Regions from separate parts of the Homo sapiens genome. Here region 2 is linked to region 1. The links are chromatin contacts, found by Hi-C or POLR2A ChIA-PET in ENCODE. All regions are on one chromosome and are shown on one strand. Each heading gives the region's core, a stretch centred on a gene start or an enhancer-like site at or near the end of the contact. The rest is flanking DNA. Distances are from core to core; before and after follow the strand shown.

Region 1 (4,958 bases), core at 890-3,389:
ACCTCCGCCCCTGGGTCCTGGTTCAAGCAATTCTCCTGTCTCAGCCTCCCAAGTAGCTGGGATTACAGGAACACGCCACCATGCCCAGTTAATTTTTTTGTATTTTTAGTAGACAGGGTTTCATCATGTTGGCCAGGCAGGTCTTGAACTCCTGACCTCGTGATCCACCTGCCTCGGCCTCCTAAAGTGCTGGGATTACAGGCGTGAGCCACCACGCCCAGCCAATAGGGCACTTATAGTAAGGAATATTTGATACATTTAAAAGCACAGCACATGTTTAAAAGAATGTGGGCAACCTCTTGGGGTTTGTTGTACTAGAATGTTTCTTTTTGTTTTTCGTTTTTTTTTTTTTTTTTGAGAAGGATCTCTTCCTGTTGCCCAGGCTGGAGTGCAGTGTCACTAGCCTGACTCACTGCAGCCTCCACCTCATGGGCTCAAATGATCCTCCTGCTTCAGCCTCCTAAGTAGCTGGAACCATAGGCTGATTTTTTGTGTGTGGAGATGGGGTCTTGCTATGTTGTCCAGCTCGTCTCAAACTCCTGGGCTCAAGTAATCCTCCCCTCTTGGCCTCCCAAAGTGCTGGGATTACAGGCATGAGCCACCATGTTCAGCCTCAGGATTTAACCTGTATCTGTTTAGGCTCAAAACCATTGTCAACATTTCTCAAAGTCATATATTGGAATTAATGGAGGGATGTGTTAATGTTTTAAAATATTGCAATTGTTACTAGCAAACATATTTAATAGAAAGTATGTTCTAGAGCAGTGGTAACCAAAATTAAATTCCATGGGACCATCATTTGGTAAGAGGTCTTAGATGTTACCTGAGAAGAGGTTCAGTGGTCAGAGATGTCAGGTAAACCCTACATCCAGATATTCAACAGGCTTATCTTTGCATGGCTTTTGGAGCCTCAAATATATTAATTTTCACTGTGAATCTCCAAAAGGAGTGCACAATATATAGCATGTGCCCATAACATTTGCCCAGAAAGTCATTTTAAAAAATCTTAGGCTGGGCATGGTGGCTCACACTCCAAGCAATTTGGGAGGCCAAAGTGGGAGGATTGCTTGAGCCCAGGAGTTCGAGACCCACCTGGGAAACATAGAGAGACCCTATCTCTACAAAATATCAAGAAAATTAGCTGGATGTGGTGGCTCATGCAGGCCTGTAGTCCCAGCTACTTGGGAGGCCGAGGTGGGAGGATCACTTGAGCCTAGGAGTCTGAGGATGCAGTGAGCTAAGATCACCCCCACTGGACTCCAGCCTGGGTGACAGACCAAGACCTTGCCTCAAAAATGAAATGAAATAAAATAAAATGAAATAGAGATCTTCCACAAAGAAGACTTCTCATTGGGATATGCAGTGTCATAGGCATGTAAAGCCTTTAAAAAATCTTTTCAATTTTAGTTTTGAGGCCATGAAGCAGAGTTTGTCTATCTCTGTTGTCACAAAGGGGGTATTTTGCTGAGTGCAGTGGCTCATGCCTGTAATCCCAGCTCTTTGGGAGGCCGAGGCGGGAGGATCACCTGAGGTGAGGAGTTCAAGACCAGCCTGGCCAACATGGTAAAACCCTGTCTCTACTAAAAATACAAAAAAATTAGCCAGGCACCTATAATCCCAGCTACTTGGGAAGCTGAGGCAGGAGAATCATCTGAACCCTGGAGACAGAGGTTGCAGTGAGCTGAGATCGTGCCATTGCACTCCAGCCTGGGCAAAAAGAGTGGAACTCCATCTCAAAATAAATAAATAAATAACAAAGGGGGTATTTTATAAATTTGAAGCTCATGTATGGGTCACAATAAACCATTTAATGAGTCATATTACATGGACCCAAAGCCTAGTTCTCATTGTTGGGGTGAGTCTCATTCAAGTCATTCCTGGCAGGAGTTCTACAGGTGCACACCACCAGAAGCCTGAAGGGACTTTTGAGCTTCATCACAAGCTCCATGCTTTGACCTCCTTTATGAAAAGGCTGAGGAATGACATGCAACCCTGCACCTCCCTCCTGCCCCCCAATACACAAATGCACACCCTTTGCTGGCATGCGAAGCGTGCTTAGAAAGGGGAGGAAAAACCCAAACCACAAAACCCCACATTCCTTTCAAGGGCTGTCTGTGTACACACCCTGGACCTTTGACTTCCTTTCCCTGGTGAGCAGGGGTTTTTCAAGGCTTTGAGTCAGGAGTTAAGGACTGTTGAGATGCAACTCTAACACGTCCTAGCCTTATGATTTCAGCATTTACCCTCTTGGGGCTCTGCTTTTCCTCTGTAAAATGGGGATAATGAGCCCTAGGACCTGTCTAACCTCCAGGACTGCTGTAAGGATAAAACAACCTTCACTATTCCCTTTATCACTTATTTAGCCAATCTTTGTCATCGCACTGAACACAGGGCATCAATTCTTTCTAAAGACCACAAAATGGCAAAGCTAATGACAAATGAAAACAATTGTAACATTTCACAGAGATGGTTCATATCCATAACACAGGAAGAGTGCTTACATACAAATTTAAATATATATGGGCCATTAAAAGTTGGCAAAAGTCAAGAATATGCATTGACTTTTGCCAATAAATGTAGAAACAAAGAAAATGATTTTGTGTGGGAGAAGCAGCACAAAGGCCAATAAACATATTTTTATGTTGATGCTCATTTTGAAATTTTGAAATTGCTTGGTTATTAGACCTGCTACTGGATGGTGTGATTTAGTGTGTTAATGATAATGCCCACGTTTTACTATGTCGCATTCTGAGACAGAGTCCTCAGGCTTTATCAGAGTGCCAGAGGTCTATGGCAAAGAATCCCTGATCTATAGGAATCTGATAAAATGAAGTATGGTGTATCCATATAATGAAATGCTGTGTTGATATTAAAATTGATGTTTTAGGTAAAGATGTAGAGCAACTGGAACTTTCATACACTGCTGCAACCACTTTGGAGACTATCAGCATTTTCCACTAAAGCTGAACATTATGGTCTAGAAATTGCACTCCTGAGCAGGTAGGTAACAAAAGTGTATACCTATGTTCACCAAAAGACATCTAAAGAATGTTCATAGCAGCTGAAATAGCTGAAACCTGGAAACAACCCCCATGTCCATCAACAGTAGAATGGATAAGTAAATTGTGATATATTTATACAAAAGAATACTATATATGTCAATGAGTGAATGAACTATAGCTATATGCAACAACATGAATCTCATTCATATACTGTTGAGTGAAAAAATATAGACAAAAATAAATACTGTATAATCTACCATATAGTTCAAAAGCCAGACAAGACCATTTTTAGAAATCAGAAGTCAGAATTATGTTGCTTTTGGGGTAAGAGGTGACAGTAACTTGGAGAGGGTCCAAAAGATTTTGGGGGATGCAGGTAATGGTCTCGTATTTTATCTTGGTGGTGAATATAAAAGCAGAGTCAATATGCGAAGATTTATACCTATGATTGTTTGCATGTTTCTGTGAGATTTACCCCTATGATTTTTTGCATGTTTCTGCTTTTATGTTCTACTTTAATCAAAAGTCTGCTTAAAAATGACATAGAAACATTTTCATGACATTGAAAGATATTTGTGTTGTCATGTTATATTAAAAAATACAGGTTTGTGTATAGTGTGCTTTCACTTATTCCCTTCAAGATCATCATACATATGTGCTTTTCAGTACATGACATATCTTTAGGAGGATATATGAGCAATTGATAGAAGTGGTTGCTTCTGGAGAGTGAGAATGGGAGAGAGATTTATTTTTTACTTCATGTCAAGGGTGTCCAATCTTTTGGCTTCCCTGGGCCACACTGGAAGAATAAGAATCGTCTTGGGCCACACATAAAATACATTAACACTAATGATAGCTGATGAGCTTTAAAAAATTGCAAAAAATTTTCATAATGTTTAAAGAAAGTTTACGAATATGTGCTGGGCCGCATTCAAAGCTATCCTGGGCCATATGTGGCCCATGGCTGTGGGATGGACAAGTTTGCTTTATGCTGTTTTGTACCTTCTGAAGATTTAACTGTGTATATGTATTGCCAATTCAATGCATAAATAAATCAGACTATAAAACTGTATAATCTCATTTTTCTGAAAATAAAGGACTGGCACTATCAATATAAAATGATAACTATGTTTACCTCTGGGTAATGGAATTATGGATTATTTTATTTTATTTTTATTTATTTGTTTATTTTTAAGACAGGGTCTAGCTCTGTCACCCAGGCTGGAGTGCAGTGGTGTGATCACAGCTCACTGCAGCCTGGAACTCCTGGGCTCAAGCAATCTTCCCACCTTAACCTCATGAGTAGCTGGGACTACAGGTGTACACCACTGCACCTGACTGATTTTTAAATTTTTTGTAGAGATGGGTTGGGGGTCTCGCCATGTTGCCCAGGCTGGTCTCAAACTCCAAGACTCAGGAAATTCTACCCCCACAGCCTCCCAAAGTGCTGGGATCACAGGCATGAGCCATCGTGCCTGGCTAATTTTTTTTTTTTTAAATCTGATTTTTTCAGTCTTCTAGTACGAACATGTATTTCTTTTGAGAATGAGAAAAGTCATTATAACTTTTTTTGTAGTGCAGTTTTTATCAGTGTTACTGAGGTATAATTTGCAAACGGTAAAATACACTGATTTTTAAGTGCATTGTTCAATGAGTTACAAATGTGTATATATCCATGTCATCGCTCAGTCGAAACCTAGAATGTTTTCATCCCCTAGAAAGTTCCTTCTCAGCCTTTGTAGTCAACCCTCCCCTTGCCTAAGGAGGCAACCATTGACCCAGTTTCTATCACTGTAGCTTAGTTTTGCGTCCTTTGAAGAAATAGAAATTGTACAGTTCGTACTCTTTTTATATATGGCCTATTTTGCTCAATATAATGCTTTTGAGATTTATTTATGTTTTTATGTGTATCCGTAGTTCATTATAATTTTTTTAAATGAAGAGTAACATCTTAAC
Region 2 (4,958 bases), core at 1,335-3,834, 72 kb before region 1:
GCAGAAGTGATGTGGGATGTTAGAGGTAAGCCAAGTCGGGTTCGTCCACCTTACCAGTGGTTTCTTTAGACAAAATATGCGTGGCTTTTCCAAGCACTGTATGCAGAGGGCAGCCAGGGACTCAGAGTCACTCACAGAGTGAGACTCTCAGAGGGCCTCCCAGCACAGTCCTTCCCAGGCTGTCCTCCTGCTTGGAAGCAACCTCGCAGTTCCACTGTTGCCCTGACATCTCCTGCTGTAAACTCTGCAAGGCAGCTGCAGCCTTCTACCTGCTCCAGTGCTCAGCTCTCCCTTCATTTTGACCTTGAAAATGCCCTCACTGTGGAGTGACAGACATTGGAGAGTTGGAAGGGTGGGAGGGGGGTAAAGGAAGAGAAATTCTTTAATGGGTACAGCGGACAATATTTGAGTGATGACTACACTAAAAGCCCAGACTACACTATCCAATGTATCCATGTAACAAAACAACACTTGTACCCCCAAGTCTATTTTTTTAAAAAAAGAAGGAAAATGCTCTCATGTTCCTGTAAGCTTAGCTGTACATTTAAAATGACTGAAAATTTTCTTACCAGCATTTCTGAGTGTTTTGTAGCAGAGAACTTTCAGGTTATTTCGTCTGACACTCTATGAGTAGTTAACCTCTTTCTTGTGTTTAGCCTTCATCTCCACCTCTCCCATTCCACCGTGATGTAGTTTTTCCAGAGGGGAAGGGCAACTGTGTTGAGAAACCTAAAGGGTGACCTCTCTTGACTCTGTCATTGCTGCTGAAGCCACTGTAGAAAGGAGTGATCCTGGGACTGAAAGATTTATAGATGGGGCTTTCCAAATCTGGGAGTGTGCTGTACAACATCCCATGAAAAGGTGTGGGGCAGGCATGAGTAGGGGAGCTTCATATATGCTTGGGGCCTCTTTCCAATCCCAGCTCTTGTCCCTCAGTCTCTGTTGCCTCCATAATCAAGTCCACTCTCCTTGGCCTGAATTTAAGGCCTTTTGCCATCTGCCCTACATACCTCTCCAGCTCCACCTCCCAATTCAACCAACCAACCATTCTACCTGGTGTGATTCCGATGCAGCCCATCTTTCCTGCCTCCAGACTGCACCTCATACTTTCTCTTCATCTTGGATACCCTCCTTCCAGGGTTTTGCTTCATCAGATCTTTCTTATTCTCCAAGGACCAGGTCCAGTATCACCCTTCAGGAAGATGGGGCACTCTTCCTGACCCCAGTGCCCCATAGCCCATCTCTGGCCCTTCCTGTGGTCCTGATGACCATACTTTGCTGGTGCTGGGGTCTGTGACCATGCAGTCCTGGGAGGAAGCCACCTTCAACTCACTCTGCTTCTGCCAGTGCTCCATGCAACATCTTGTTCATGGTAGGGGCTCACGTTTGTGTGGAATGATGAGAATGGGTGGTGGGGGCCTGGCTGCCACAGGGAGGTATGTGTAGTCTACCAAAGCAGCATGCTCCTTCCTGGTCATGAGGTGGTGACCATCTCATGGCAGCCTTGAAGTTGAAGGAAAGTGACTACTGAGGCTGCTCTCCATTTTCTCATCCAGAACTGGGGCTGGGAACTTAGAAGCAATGGAGGGAGCATTGCTTTGCTCTGAATGGAGGACAGTTTATGGCTTTCACGTTCCAGGCCCTAGGAGGAAACAAAATGCCACATCCTGAAAGATCCCTCAGCCACTATTACTCCATTGCCCAGATCATGCAGGCTCCCCACCCCGCAAGAAGCACCTCCCCAGCATCACCTCTGAATGGGGGAGCAAATGATTGGGTGGTCAGCTGATGGTAGAGGGATTTCCAAAAGTAATTTTGAGTATGCTGAGTTTTTGCCTAATATGCTGACTTCAGCCCCTAACCCCAATACCAGATATGTCTTCACCTTAGCACTGACACCTGACGTACAGTTTGTTGTATCAGTGAATGAATCCTCAAACATTAGAGTTAGGAGGAGCCATAATGGCTATTAGCTGCAATACACATTTTATGAAGAAATAAATATAATTGTAATAACTATTTATTGAGAGTGGATCTATGCTAGGTACCACACTGAGCACTTTATACGCATTATCTAATTTTATCCTTTCATCAACAATGTGAGGTGGAAGTTATCATCCCTACTTTATAAATAGGGAATAAGGCACATAGGAGTTGCATGGCCTAACAAGGTTGCAGAGCTGGTGAGTTGCGGGAACCAGATGTCTCTAGAGCCCTCTGGCTAACCCTATGCTATACCGCTGCTCACTGCATCTGGAGGAAACAGAGACTCACAGAAAGATAGTAACTTGCCTGGGTCCCCCATGCTCTCAGAAGCAGGATGGCCACTTTATCCAGAGGCGCCTTCATTCCTGGGCCTTCCAAGACATCTGGCCACAAAGACACCATGAAGAGGAAGAAGAATTTCAAGTGCATTCTAAGAGCCACATCCATTCTCTTGTTGTATAGGCAGAAAACCTGCACTCAAAGACCCAGCCAAGAAGAAAGATTTGATCGGCTGGGCAGGATCCACTTCCCATGGCGACGCCTCCTTGAGTCGCAGCTCTGGTATGAAGCAAGACTTGTTTAAGGCAGTTAAAAGCAGCAGTCTCCATTGTGTCGAGTGGTGACAGTATAATCCTCCTTAATAATTTTGTTCCCTCTCCAAACTCCCCTCCATTATGCATCCTTAAGATGTGACTTCAGATGCCTCTTTAGGTTTCTAGTCCTATGAATGCAGGAGGATTTGGTGAGAGGGGAAGCAGTAAAGAATGTCTTTACTGTGCTCAATCACGCAGAGATACTTCACTGGAAATATCTCCTGCACCCTCTGCCCCCAATATTTTTATTTTTTGATCAGAGCTATTTGTTTTATTTTTGAATGCAAATATAAATTATATACCAAAAGTAAAGATATTAAAACCTCCACATCGACATCACCTTGCTTCAATAATATCAACATATGGCCAATCTTGCCTCCTTATACCCTGTCTATTCCTACCCCCTTACCACTGCATTCATTTGAAGCAAATCCCAGATATACCTGGGATGCATATATCTTTTTATCTCTAAATACATCTTTTATCTTTAAAAAATATACACAATATTATATCACACCTAAAATTAAAAATAATTGTTAATATCACTAAATACCTAGTCTATGTTCAAATACACACACACACACACACACACACACTAATGTATATATCAGAATCCACAGACTTTGTGGATTCTGATATACACATTGAATTTGGTTGACATATCTCTTGTTTCCTTTTTTTTTTTTTTTTTTTTTTTGAGGCAGGGTCTCATTCTTTCACCCAGGCTGGAGTGCGGTGGTGCGATCTTGGCTCACTGCAAACTCCACTTCCTGGGTTCAAGCAATTTTCCTGCCTCAGTCTCCCAAGTACCTGGGATTACAGGCATGTTAAGCATGTGCCATCACAACTGGCTAATTTTTGTATTTTTAGTAGACATGGGTTTTACCATGTTGGCTAGACTGGTCTCGAACTCCAGACCTCAAGTGATCCAACAGCCTCAGCTTCCCAAAGTGTTGGGATTACAGGCGTGAGCCACCGTGCCCGGCACTTTTTTTTTTTTTTTTTTTTTTTTTTGTGAGACAGAATCTCTTCTCTCTCTTTCACCCAGGCTGGAGTGCAGTGGTGCAATCTCGGCTCACTGCAACCTCCTCCTCCTGAGTTCAAGGGATTCTTCCACCTCAGCCTCCTGAGTAGCTGGGATTACAGGTGCCCAACACCACACCTGGCTGATTTTTCTATTTTTAGTAGACAGGGTTTCACCATGTTGGCCAGGCTGGTCTGGAACTCCTGGCCTCAAGTGATCCACCCACCTCGGCCTCCCAAAGTGCTGAGATTACAGGCAGGAGCCACCGCGCCCAGCCCTTTGCCTCTTTTAATTAATATGCTCCCCTTCTTCCTTTATTAAAAAACAATTACATATTGAAGAAACTTGGTTGTCCTGTAGAATTTTCCATGTTCTGGATTTTGCTGACTGCATCCCCAGGGGATCATTTAACATGTTCCTCTGGTTCCTGGTAGTGAAGTCTAGAATTTCTATCAGATTCAGGGGAACAGAATTTGAGGGCAAGAAAGTTTTAGAGGCGGTACTGTGTATTCCTTGTTGCCTCACATCAGAAGGCACATGCTCGCTAGTTTTCTCCAGTCTTGGGTTATTGAGAAGATATTGATCAGTGGATTCAGGTGTTTGCAGCCTGATCCATCCATTCTAATATTCCTTGCTGGCCTTTTGCCTAATGATATTAGCAGTCATTGATGATTATTGTCTAACACTGTGATTTCATCAGAGGTTTCACATGATATTCTAATTCTGATATTCCTTCTTCCTTTATTAGCTGTAATTCTTCTATAAAGAAGAGCTTGGTCTCATCAACTATCTGGTTACTCTGAAATAGTTCATAAAGGAAAGGCAGGACAAATGCTTGATTCTTTATCTTTAATTTATCTGCTTTTGGAATAATGAGTTTATTCTCAAGCATCTCCCAAAGGTGATATGCTGGTTATGTATTGCTGCATATTAATTGCCCCCTCACTTAGTGGCTTAAAATAGCAACCATTTTATTTTGTATTATAATTTTGTGGGTCAGGAATTTGGGCCAGGATCAGCTGAGAGATTCTTCTGCTCTGTGTGGTACTGGCTGAAGTCACTTGGGAGTATTCAGCTTGTGGATGGGCTGATCTGGAGGATCCGAGACAACTTCCCTTGTATGTGTGATGTCTTAGTGGGAATGGCTGGAAGGCGGAGCTGTGCGGGGACTGTTAACCGGAGTGCCTACACTTGGCTTCCCCAGTATGGCAGACTTCTTATATAGTAGTTCACGGCTCCTTAGAGAATGTTCCAAGAGACTCAGGTCAAAGCAGCAAGGCTTTTTCTGACTTAGCCTCAGAAGTCATACAACATCACTTCTGCCATATTCTTTTTATTACAAGTGAGAGTTCCAG

The links. Hi-C counts contacts between places; a loop is a spot of excess contacts on that map. ChIA-PET counts read pairs that join two places held with the same protein, here RNA polymerase II (POLR2A). Pooled maps may share reads with other maps.
Region 2: a loop to region 1 is called in a map of PC-9, with 5 times the contacts of the local background. The contact joins two enhancer-like sites. A Hi-C loop is called at or near these places in 4 of 168 maps with a recorded cell type or tissue (Caco-2, PC-9, mammary epithelial cell and 1 more) and 4 of 50 pooled maps. POLR2A ChIA-PET finds 5 or more read pairs at or near these places in 4 of 52 experiments (HepG2, MCF 10A, PC-9 and 1 more).

Annotation. Positions count from the first base shown.
Region 1 is chr9:97,711,737-97,716,694 of GRCh38, reverse strand. PTCSC2 (papillary thyroid carcinoma susceptibility candidate 2) reads left to right here. Exons shown (of 11, transcript NR_147055.1): 9 at 2,888-3,000. Among named protein-coding and RNA genes, the nearest start is that of XPA, 17 kb to the right of the region's middle. Within about 2 kb of position 2,139, at least 3 of the 41 ENCODE cell types and tissues checked have a DNase peak (open chromatin) inside an H3K27ac peak, as active enhancers do; they include PC-9, where a contact is called at or near this core.
Region 2 is chr9:97,784,142-97,789,099 of GRCh38, reverse strand. The region is part of intron 5 of PTCSC2 (papillary thyroid carcinoma susceptibility candidate 2); the gene reads left to right. Among named protein-coding and RNA genes, the nearest start is that of PTCSC2, 66 kb to the left of the region's middle. RefSeq lists an enhancer at 1,742-2,826. Within about 2 kb of position 2,584, at least 2 of the 41 ENCODE cell types and tissues checked have a DNase peak (open chromatin) inside an H3K27ac peak, as active enhancers do; they include PC-9, where a contact is called at or near this core.